2 separate regions of the Homo sapiens genome follow, and region 2 is linked to region 1. A link is a contact called in ENCODE Hi-C data. All regions are on one chromosome and are shown on one strand. Each heading gives the region's core, a stretch centred on a gene start or an enhancer-like site at or near the end of the contact. The rest is flanking DNA. Distances are from core to core; before and after follow the strand shown.

Region 1 (4,189 bases), core at 1-2,500:
TTCCCTCTCTCTCTTTACACACACACACACACACACACACACACACACACACACACACACACCCCAGAATGGACATAAGCAAATCTGCAAGGCACCCTACACAAAGCCCATTGCCTGGGCAGCTCTGGCTGTTGGCATCAGATGACAGGCAGCCTTATTCACCAGAGTATCACCCCCAAGAAACATCTTCTACAGCCAACTTGGAAATATGACTAGCTCCCTCTCCCTTGGAACTCTGCACTGGCCAGAAAGAGGGTGATTCATAAATCAAATTTACGGGGCCCACTGCCTCCCCGCTGGCCCACCTCCGCGGGAGAAGCCCTTGAATGCATGCCTGTAGGGGGCACAGGAATGCCCAGAGGAAGGATGCCTGGATGAGCCGGAATGTCCCACCCTCTGCCAGAGGAGAGAAAGTTTGTCATCTACGCAGAGCTGGGCTGTCACCACTCTGGGTTCCTCACTCGCCGGGCTCTGGACGACGAGCCCCCAACCTGCGGGGAAGCGTCTGGAAAGCGAAGCCCAGATCTAGGGGCAGAAGACATTTCGCACCAGCTCCGCGCCCGGCTCCCTCCTGGAGCCCTCTTCCCAGGTCCAGGCACCTGAGTCCTTACCTGAAGGGTCTCCGCCACTTGCAAACTCTGCCAGCTGAGCTCAGCAGGCGCCCGGGGTCCCTCTCTGCGACTCCCGCGTCCCGCTTGGCGCGCCCGCTCTGTGGGCGCCTTCCCAGCTGCTGCAGTGGCTTTAAGGAAAGGGGAGCCTGGATTTCCTTTCTCGCCACCAAGGCTCCTCCTGCCGGGCCCTGGGGCTATTTCTCCAGGTCTGGCTCAAGGGGCATCCTCTGCGCCTCCAGCGGGAAAGTGGGATAGTGTGCGCCTTGAATTGCAGCAGCGGCGACAGCGGTGGCCGGGGACGAGGAGGCGGTGGCGACGCCAGCCGGCGAGCCAGGGAGGCGGGCGGAAGCGAGAGGAAGTGAAAGCCGGGCTCCTGTGAGCCTGGCGCTCGGGCGGGCGGCACTGCGGGTGCCCCGAGCCGCGGCGAGGCCCCGCGCGGGCACCCGCCCCGGGGATGGAGATGCCCGGGCCCGGTGCGCGCAGGGCACCGGCTGCGGCTCGGCGCGGAGCTCCGGCCGCCTGGCTCTCTCTCGCTGCCTCGCCGCTGCCTCCTTGGCTGCCTTGCTCGCTCCCCTGGACTTCACGTCTCCAGCCCTAGCTCCCGCGCCGCTGCCGCCGCCGCCACCAGCAGCGCGCCTCAGCCCGGCGCGCTCCTCGCACGGAGCCACAGCACTGCCTACCGCTTAACTCCTTGCATGCCACCTGGCCCTCCCGCAGCCTCCCGGGGAGCCGGGCATAGCCGGTGCCAGGCCGGCTGAGCATATCGGGCAGGGGCCTCAGCCTTCCGGCCTCAGTGTCCTCTTCTGTAAAATGGGTTCGAGACCCAAGCCCAAACCATAGGGTCGCTGGAAAAATTCACTGAGCGGATTACGCAAAGTGCCAAGCTGCCTGACATGGGGAGTATGCACCCCAAATGGCAGAGTGCTTGCTGCTGCTGCTACTGTTGTCGACCAAGAAGCTTAGCACGGTGCCTCACAAATAGTAAACACCCAATAAAGCGCAGTTTCGGTTTTTGGTATTTAGTTTGTAGTTTTAACAGGTGGTAAGTTTTAGCTGTGTAACCTCTGGGTGATCACTCGCCCTCTCTGAGCCTGTTGCTTTCCAATCTCTGTGACCTTGGGCAAGTCACAGCACCTCTCTGAACCTTTGTGTCCCCATCTGTAAAATGGGGACAGTAATGCCCGTAGTCAAAGAATTCCCAGAGAAGCTCTGGCAGAAGAGCCCTTCTCATGACGGGGCAGGGCATCTAACGGGAGCTGGACATCTTTTCTTTCTTGATCTGGCTGGTGGCTGCACAGGTGTTTGTGACAAGTCGTTGTACTGTACATTTACATATCAAGTGCTTTTCTGTACATGGGTTAAATCTTAACTGTTTTTTGTTTTTTTGTGTTTCTTTTTTTTTTTTTTTTTTGAGAGACCATTCTTGAGCAAAACAGAACTGGGTTCAAGCATGGGCTCTAGTACTTTCTGGTTGTGTCACCGTGACCAAGTTATTTCATCTTAAGGAGCCTCAGTTTCCTCATCCATAAAATGGGAACAATGATAATACCTACTGGATAGGTGATATAAGGATTAAAGGGTTTCAAGCAAAATGGCAGATATAAAGCTTGAGGCCTGAACTCAACCAGTATCTGCTGGTACTGATCACATATTCTACAGTATTATATATGTCCCATAGTAAGGGGTGTCTGGGAAATAACAAAGAGAACTGAATTTGAATCTCCTCAACAGTTGCCAGGTAAAATACAGGATGCCCAGTTAAATTTTTAGTATAAGTCTGAAATTTTACATGGGATATACTTTCACTATTTTTTTTACATTGTTTACTCAGAACCCAAATATAATTGGATGTCCTTTATTTTATTTTGCTGCATCTTGCAATCCTAACTCCATAATTACCAGCTGTATGTCCTAAAGTAAATGACTTAGCCTCTCTGGCCTTGGTTGCCCAATCGGTAAAATAGGACTAAAGATTTCTTCTAATGTTGACAAGAGAATGAAACTGATTAAAGTGGGTGGGTGTTCCCAGCAGCACATGTTAAGCCCTCCACATTTGTTCCGTACACTTCCTGTCAATCATCTCCCTCCCTCCTCTTCGGTTCTTCCTCTTTATCCCTACCTGTCTTGAGGTTGCCAGGGCTCTGCACAAGCATTGTTTAGCCCTCTTGCTGGCCTTCAAAACTAGCAGATTATAATTAGCCATAAAAAAATAAGCAGTAAAGTTAGGATTTTCATCTAAAACACACACACAATCAATTTTGCTAAGAAGGGATGAAGTCTGTTTTTTCTAGTCCTAACCATTGAGCACACTCTAATTTTTGCTAAGGGCTTGTGCTCCACCCCTATGTATCCCTGACATGATTTGTGTTTCAGGTTTCTGAGAGAAGCCTCATCCTCTCTCATTGCCTTTTATTTCAGCTCAGAATTTTATTGTTTCTGGCTGAAGTCTGTTGCAGGACTCACGGAGGAGGGAGAAGAAACAAAGCGATCTTTGAAATAAATTATAAAGAGCAAAACAGGGTGATGTAAGAGAGTTTCCGAGCAGTAAGATCCGCCGACACCTCCGAACTATGTTCATAAAACGAGTCACTACCCCATACATCACTGTCATTTGAACCACAGTGTCTAAAAATAGGATTTGCTCTAATTTCCTCAGTAGCTGGAGCAAGTGGAGAGAATGTGCGAGTAGTGAGTGGGCTGTGTCAGGCGGTAAGTAACTTCCCTTAGATGGTATTGCTCTATTGTGGAAAGAAGGGGACTTGCCTTCAGAAATGTCAGGCATATCCTGACAGAGCTCAAAGGGTTGAGATGAAGGAATCTGGAGTCAGCCAGACCTGGAATGGAGCCCCAGCTCTGCCATCTCCTAGCTGGGTGACGTTGGGTAAGTTAATTAACCTCTCTGGGCCTTATCTTCTACAAAATTGAAAGAATAGTATTTCTAACTTTATAAGCATTTTGTGCAGATTAAGTGATAGGCTCATACAGACAGTTTACCATAGTGTCGACCATACATGTATTATGCACACAAGCCATGACCTGTTATTATAATGATTCCAGATGGACAGTATATATCCAAGGCAAAGTGTGGATGTCATTTATTCAGGGCGCTGGAGAGAATTCTAGCCCTGGAATTCAAGTGTGTGTAGTTGTCACAGATTTTTTTTTCAGGCAAAAAACAACTAACTCACATTACTATTAATATGTGAAAGGGAGAATGAGGTTGGGAAGAGGGAGTTGCAAGGGGTCACTGTGACTTTGTCCTGGGGCAGATATACACTGAAAGAGGTCTTTGAATTCAAGGAGCTTGGGTGCAGTGTCCAAGATAGGCTGGTCATAACCTCCACAGCCCTGTGTTTCTCCATCATCCATGGCATCTCTTTGCTCCCTGGCCACTCCATTTAGAGCCCTACTGTGAGCTCCCAGCATCCCCCCAGCCCATCTGACAGAGGTTGATGCTTGGTCTCCCAAGCACTCCTGGAGATCAAGAGCTGTGTCTTGTAACCACTTCTCTGTTCCTAGCACCCGACACAGGGCTTGGCACATAGTAGGTGCTCAGAAAAAAGTTGATGAATGAAGAA
Region 2 (4,667 bases), core at 1,785-4,284, 210 kb before region 1:
TCCCTTTCCTCCCCTTCTTCTCTTTCCCCCTTCCTCCTTCTGACCCCCTCCTCCCCTTTCTTCCTCTTCCCTCCTCCTCTCCTCTTCCCTCTTTTTCCTCTTTTCATCTCCCTCCTCCCTTTCCCTCCTCCTCCTTACCCCCTCCCCCTCTTCTCCTCCTCCCTCTCCCCTCTCCTCCCCTTGACCCCTCCTCTTCCCTCCTCCTCCTCTCTTCCTCCTTCCTCCTCCTCTTTTCATCTCCTTCCTCCCTTTCCCTCCTCCTCCTTACTCCCTCCTCCTCGTCTCCTCCTCCCCCACCCTCTCCTCCTCCCCTTTCTTTCTCTTCCCTCCTCCTCCGCTCCTCTTCCCTCCTCCTCTTTTCATATCCCTCCTCCCTTTCCCTCCTCCTCCTCCCCCTCCCCTCTCCTCTACTTGGCCCCTCCTTTTTCCTCCTCCTCCTCTCCTCTTTCCCTCCTCCTCCTCTCCTTTTTCCCTCCTCCTCTTTTCCTCTCCCTCCTCCCTTTCCCTCTTCCTCCTCTTCCTCTTCCACTGTCCACAGCAGATGAGGAAACTGAGACTCCAAAGGTGAAAGGCCTTGCCCAAGTCACACAGCTTACAGTGACAGCGACAGGAATTCAAACCAGGTCCGTCTGCTATCAAAGCCTCTGTTCTTAGCCACTATTCTGTGCATTGGCAAGGTGACTTGTTCCAGGGCCCATTTCAATGGATTCCTAATTGAAATGCCTATGTCAGTGGATCTCAAACTTGAGCAAGCATCAGAATCCCCTGGAGGGCTTCTTAAAACCCAGATGGCTTCCTGGAGTCTCTGATTGCCAAGGTCTGCAGTGAGGCCCAAGGGTTTGTGTTTCTAACAAACTTCTGGGTGAGGCTGCTGGGGTTGGTATGGAAACTAGACTTTAGGAACCTCTGGTCTCTATTAGATGGTGATATACAAGATCCCTGCCACGTTATGGAAATATCCTCTCCTTTCACCAGGAGAACCTGGGGAATGACATGATTTGGCTTTGTGTCCCGACCCAAATCTCATCTTGAATTGGAATTCCATAATCCTCACGAGTCATGGGAGGGACCAGGTGGGAGGTAATTGAACATGGGGGTGGTTTTCCCCCCATCCTGTTCTCATGATAGTGAGTGAGTTCTCATGAAATCTGATGGTTTTATAAGAGGCTTCCCCCTTTGCCTGGCACTCATTGTCTCTCCTGCCACCCTGTGAAGAGGTACCTTCCATCATGATTGTAAGTTTCCTGAGGCCTCCCCTGCTATGCGAAAATGTGAGTCAATTAAACCTTTTTTCTTTATAAATTACCCAGTCTTGGGTATTTCTTCACAGCAGTGTGAGAACGGACCAATACAATTACTAACTTCTGGGTGACCTTGGGTGAGTCCCTTGCCTCCTCTGGGTTCAGTGTTCTCATCTGTACAGTAAGTGTTTCGATATGATGTTTTGTTCCCTAGATAAGCCCAAAGAAGAAGAGAGCAAGGAAGACAGTTGGGTAGACTGGGCCTGACTTCTGACTATAGAGACCTGTGTGACCTCAGGCAAGAGACTCAATCTCTCTGGGCTTCAAGTTATCTGTGAAATGGAAGAATGAAATTAGATGGTTTCTAAGTGTAAAGCTCACTGAATTAAAGGATTGAGGATGGTGGGGAGAGGTCGGTGGGGTTCTAAGGCTGATCAGACGATGAGGACATAGTCCTCCACCTGCCCAAGACTTTGAGGCCCAAAACACAGGTTTCTCTCCTTCTCTCCCTCCCTCCCCATCTCCCTCTCCCTTCACCTTCCCCTCCTCCCCATTACCTTCCTCCCTGCCCTCCCTTTTCTTCCTTTCTTTCTTCTCCTCCCTTCCCCTCTCTTCCCCTCCCCTGCCCTTCCCTTTTCTTTTTCTTTCTAAAAATATTATTTTAGGCAGTCGTAGGCAGTCTTGGCTTTGGAATCAGACAGACTCAGATCCAGCCATGGCTCGGTCAGCATGAGCTTGGCGCCCTGGGCAAAACGACTTCTGCTCTGTGGCCCTAGCATCCTCATGTGTAGAATGGGCAAGTGATGCCCCCCCGACGTGGGTGGTGGTTCACACGGCTTACTCCATGGAAGCACTTGGCACAGGGGCCCACATGGGCACTTCTGTTATTTCTTCAGTCTGGAGGCCAAGGGTGGGCCTCCGAGCCAGACAACATAGTTGGAATCCCAGCTCTGTCAGCTGCTGGCGGTGTGGTCTTGAGCAAGTGACTTAATCTCTCTGTACCCCAGTTTCCTTATTGGTAAGACTGGAGTAGTAATAATTCCTGTTATCTAGGGTTGCCGTGAAGAGTAAGTACGCATCGCCTAGCACGCTGCCTGGCTGTCGGTTGTTTTGATTATTCCACTAATGATGGTGACCACACAGCCGATGAACCAGGCACTTAGCGCCTGGTTAGGGCAGGGAACAGAATACAGTTCTTTCCCTACAGAGTTCCTGGTGCAAGGAGTTCTCGGTGCAAGGAGAGAGACATCTTAACAGGCAAGGACAGCACTGCATCAGTGAGGTGATGGGGTGACCCTGAGGGGCACAGCAGCCCCCGAGGGTTGGGGAAGGCTTCCCTGGGAGGTGACCTTCAACCTGAGACCTGAAGAGGCAGTAGGAGACCATCGGGCCACGAATTAGGGCAGGAATAGCATCCAGGTGGGAGGAACAGCGTTGCAAAGGCCCAGGGTGAGAGGCAGCCAATCTCTCGGTCAGTGTGGAGCTTGAGCCCCTCACCGGGAGCAGAGGCGCTTGCACTTCCCCCAGCAGCCGGGTGCTCAGATGTGCTCCCTGTTTGCGCTCAGTGGGCACGGCTCCCCGGCTGCAAGAGGCTGCCAGAGGGGCGGGTCGTCCCCAGCGGGCCCCCGCCGCCACCCACAAGCCCAGTCCCCGGCTGGTAGGGGCACCCTCCCCTCGCAGCCCCCTCTCCACGCAGCTAGCCGCCCCCGCCCTAGGTCAGCCCAGTTTCCTGCCCCTCCCTCCTGCTCTCCTCCCTCCAGCTGTTTCTCTGGCTGAGTTCTGTCCCAGTCCCATTCAGGGAAGCAGCCCCGGCGGCCAGCAGGGAGCTCAGGACAGAGCAGGCTCCCTGGGAAGCCTCCGGGTGATAGGGGTGTTCCAGCTGCGGCGCTCTGGGGGTTCAGAGGGGGATCTTGAATGAACAAATGAATGAACTGCTTTCTGGGCAAACAGCCACAGCCAGAGGAGCCTGTGATTGGCAGAAAGAAGCCAGGGTGTGCAAGTCTCCCCAACAGCCTCGAGTGGCCTGCAGTCACAGGGAACCCTCAGGAAGACCTTCCGGGCAGAGACCAGAGGGAAGGTATCATCACACACTTGCCTTGGGTGTCTTCTGAGGGGGGCCAGGGAAGGGGAATGAATACTAACAGAGAGAAAAGTTTGTTTCTTTTTATAATTTCATATTTGTTAAAAGGAAGAGTTTTGTTATTATTTTCAGATGTCAAAAGTAATGCATGTTCATTGTTTAAAGAAATAGCAAGGATACACAACTAAATATATGAATGTGGATTTCCACATCTAGTTTGGTAACCTGCTTAACCACAGATTGTGAACTTTTTTCCATATCACCTATATTCTTCCAATATACATTTTTCATGGCTGCATAGAAAGGCTATCTTAAGATTATTTGACTTTTCCATAATAGATTTGCTTCTTTTTTTTTATTAGAACAGTGCTGCAATGAATATTTAGTATGACATCTTTGTGTGTGTGTCTTATGAATACCTTTTAGAAATTGCTAGATTTAAGGTTTGCCTATTTTTAAGACTTCTGAGCTTTTGGTCACACTGCACCCTGGAAGGCCGTGGCAGCTTGACCTCTCTACGATGTTATACCAGGGCACAGTATTCTCACATACTAAACCCACCTTGTTGCTACCCATCCCTTAAACTTTCCCTGATGTGAAGTCGAGAATAATATCTAGATGCTTCAATAGGCATTTCATTTCTTTGTTAGTGTTGATTCTCTTTTATAAACTTATTTTTCACATTTCTAGTCTGACTCTCCTGTTCAAGTCTGTTCCCATTTTTTTCTCCTCTGGGGGCATGTTTATCTTTTTCCAATTGATATCTAAGGGTTCTTTGTATATAAAGGACACAAAACCTTTGCCGGCACTCTCTGTTGAAAATATTCCACTCCCTCCTCTGTCTTCAGAATAGCCCATTTTAAATGGGCAAGCCAGCTTTGGCAAAATTATAAGCATTACAACATCAGGGAACTACTACTTGATATAAGCCCAATCACTCAGACCTGTGCGGTTCAGAGATGCCAGATCACTGGTCTGAGGTCACACGCCTGAACGTCCAGGTTCTGAGTCTTTCTTTTTCTATTAGGGAAAGCCCTCAACTTCCCTTTTGCATCCCCTACCTCCTTCTCAAGACCAATCTTCTCTGTGGTTCTTGCTGTATCTCCTGCCCCTTCCAAACTGGTTTGAAGGTAAGATTCCTCTAAATGCCTTGGCTGCTGAGGTGAGTGTGACTGGGTCATTCAGGCCTCTGGTGCAGGAGGAGGCAGCTTGGCCTTTTCTTTAACCTAAACCAGTGGCACTCAAATGATGATGTGTCATACACTTGGGAGGTCCACAGGAGAGTTATCTCTTGATGCACAGGGGCCTTCTTTGGACTCCCCCAAAACTTCAGGGAACAGATAACC

The links. A loop is a pair of places that touch in the nucleus more often than their neighbours do. Pooled maps may share reads with other maps.
Region 2: a map of ascending aorta shows a loop between it and region 1 (2.1-fold over the local background). The contact joins the promoter of CMKLR1 here to the promoter of WSCD2 in region 1. A Hi-C loop is called at or near these places in 1 of 168 maps with a recorded cell type or tissue (ascending aorta) and 3 of 50 pooled maps.

What each region holds. Positions count from the first base shown.
Region 1 is chr12:108,126,349-108,130,537 of GRCh38, reverse strand. WSCD2 (WSC domain containing 2) reads right to left here and starts at 1,250. Exons shown (of 9, transcript NM_014653.4): 1 at 612-1,250. RefSeq lists a silencer at 940-1,029.
Region 2 is chr12:108,337,678-108,342,344 of GRCh38, reverse strand. It overlaps CMKLR1 (chemerin chemokine-like receptor 1), which reads left to right and starts at 3,034. Exons shown (of 4, transcript NM_001142343.2): 1 at 3,034-3,318. RefSeq lists a silencer at 2,751-2,870 and an enhancer at 2,978-3,601.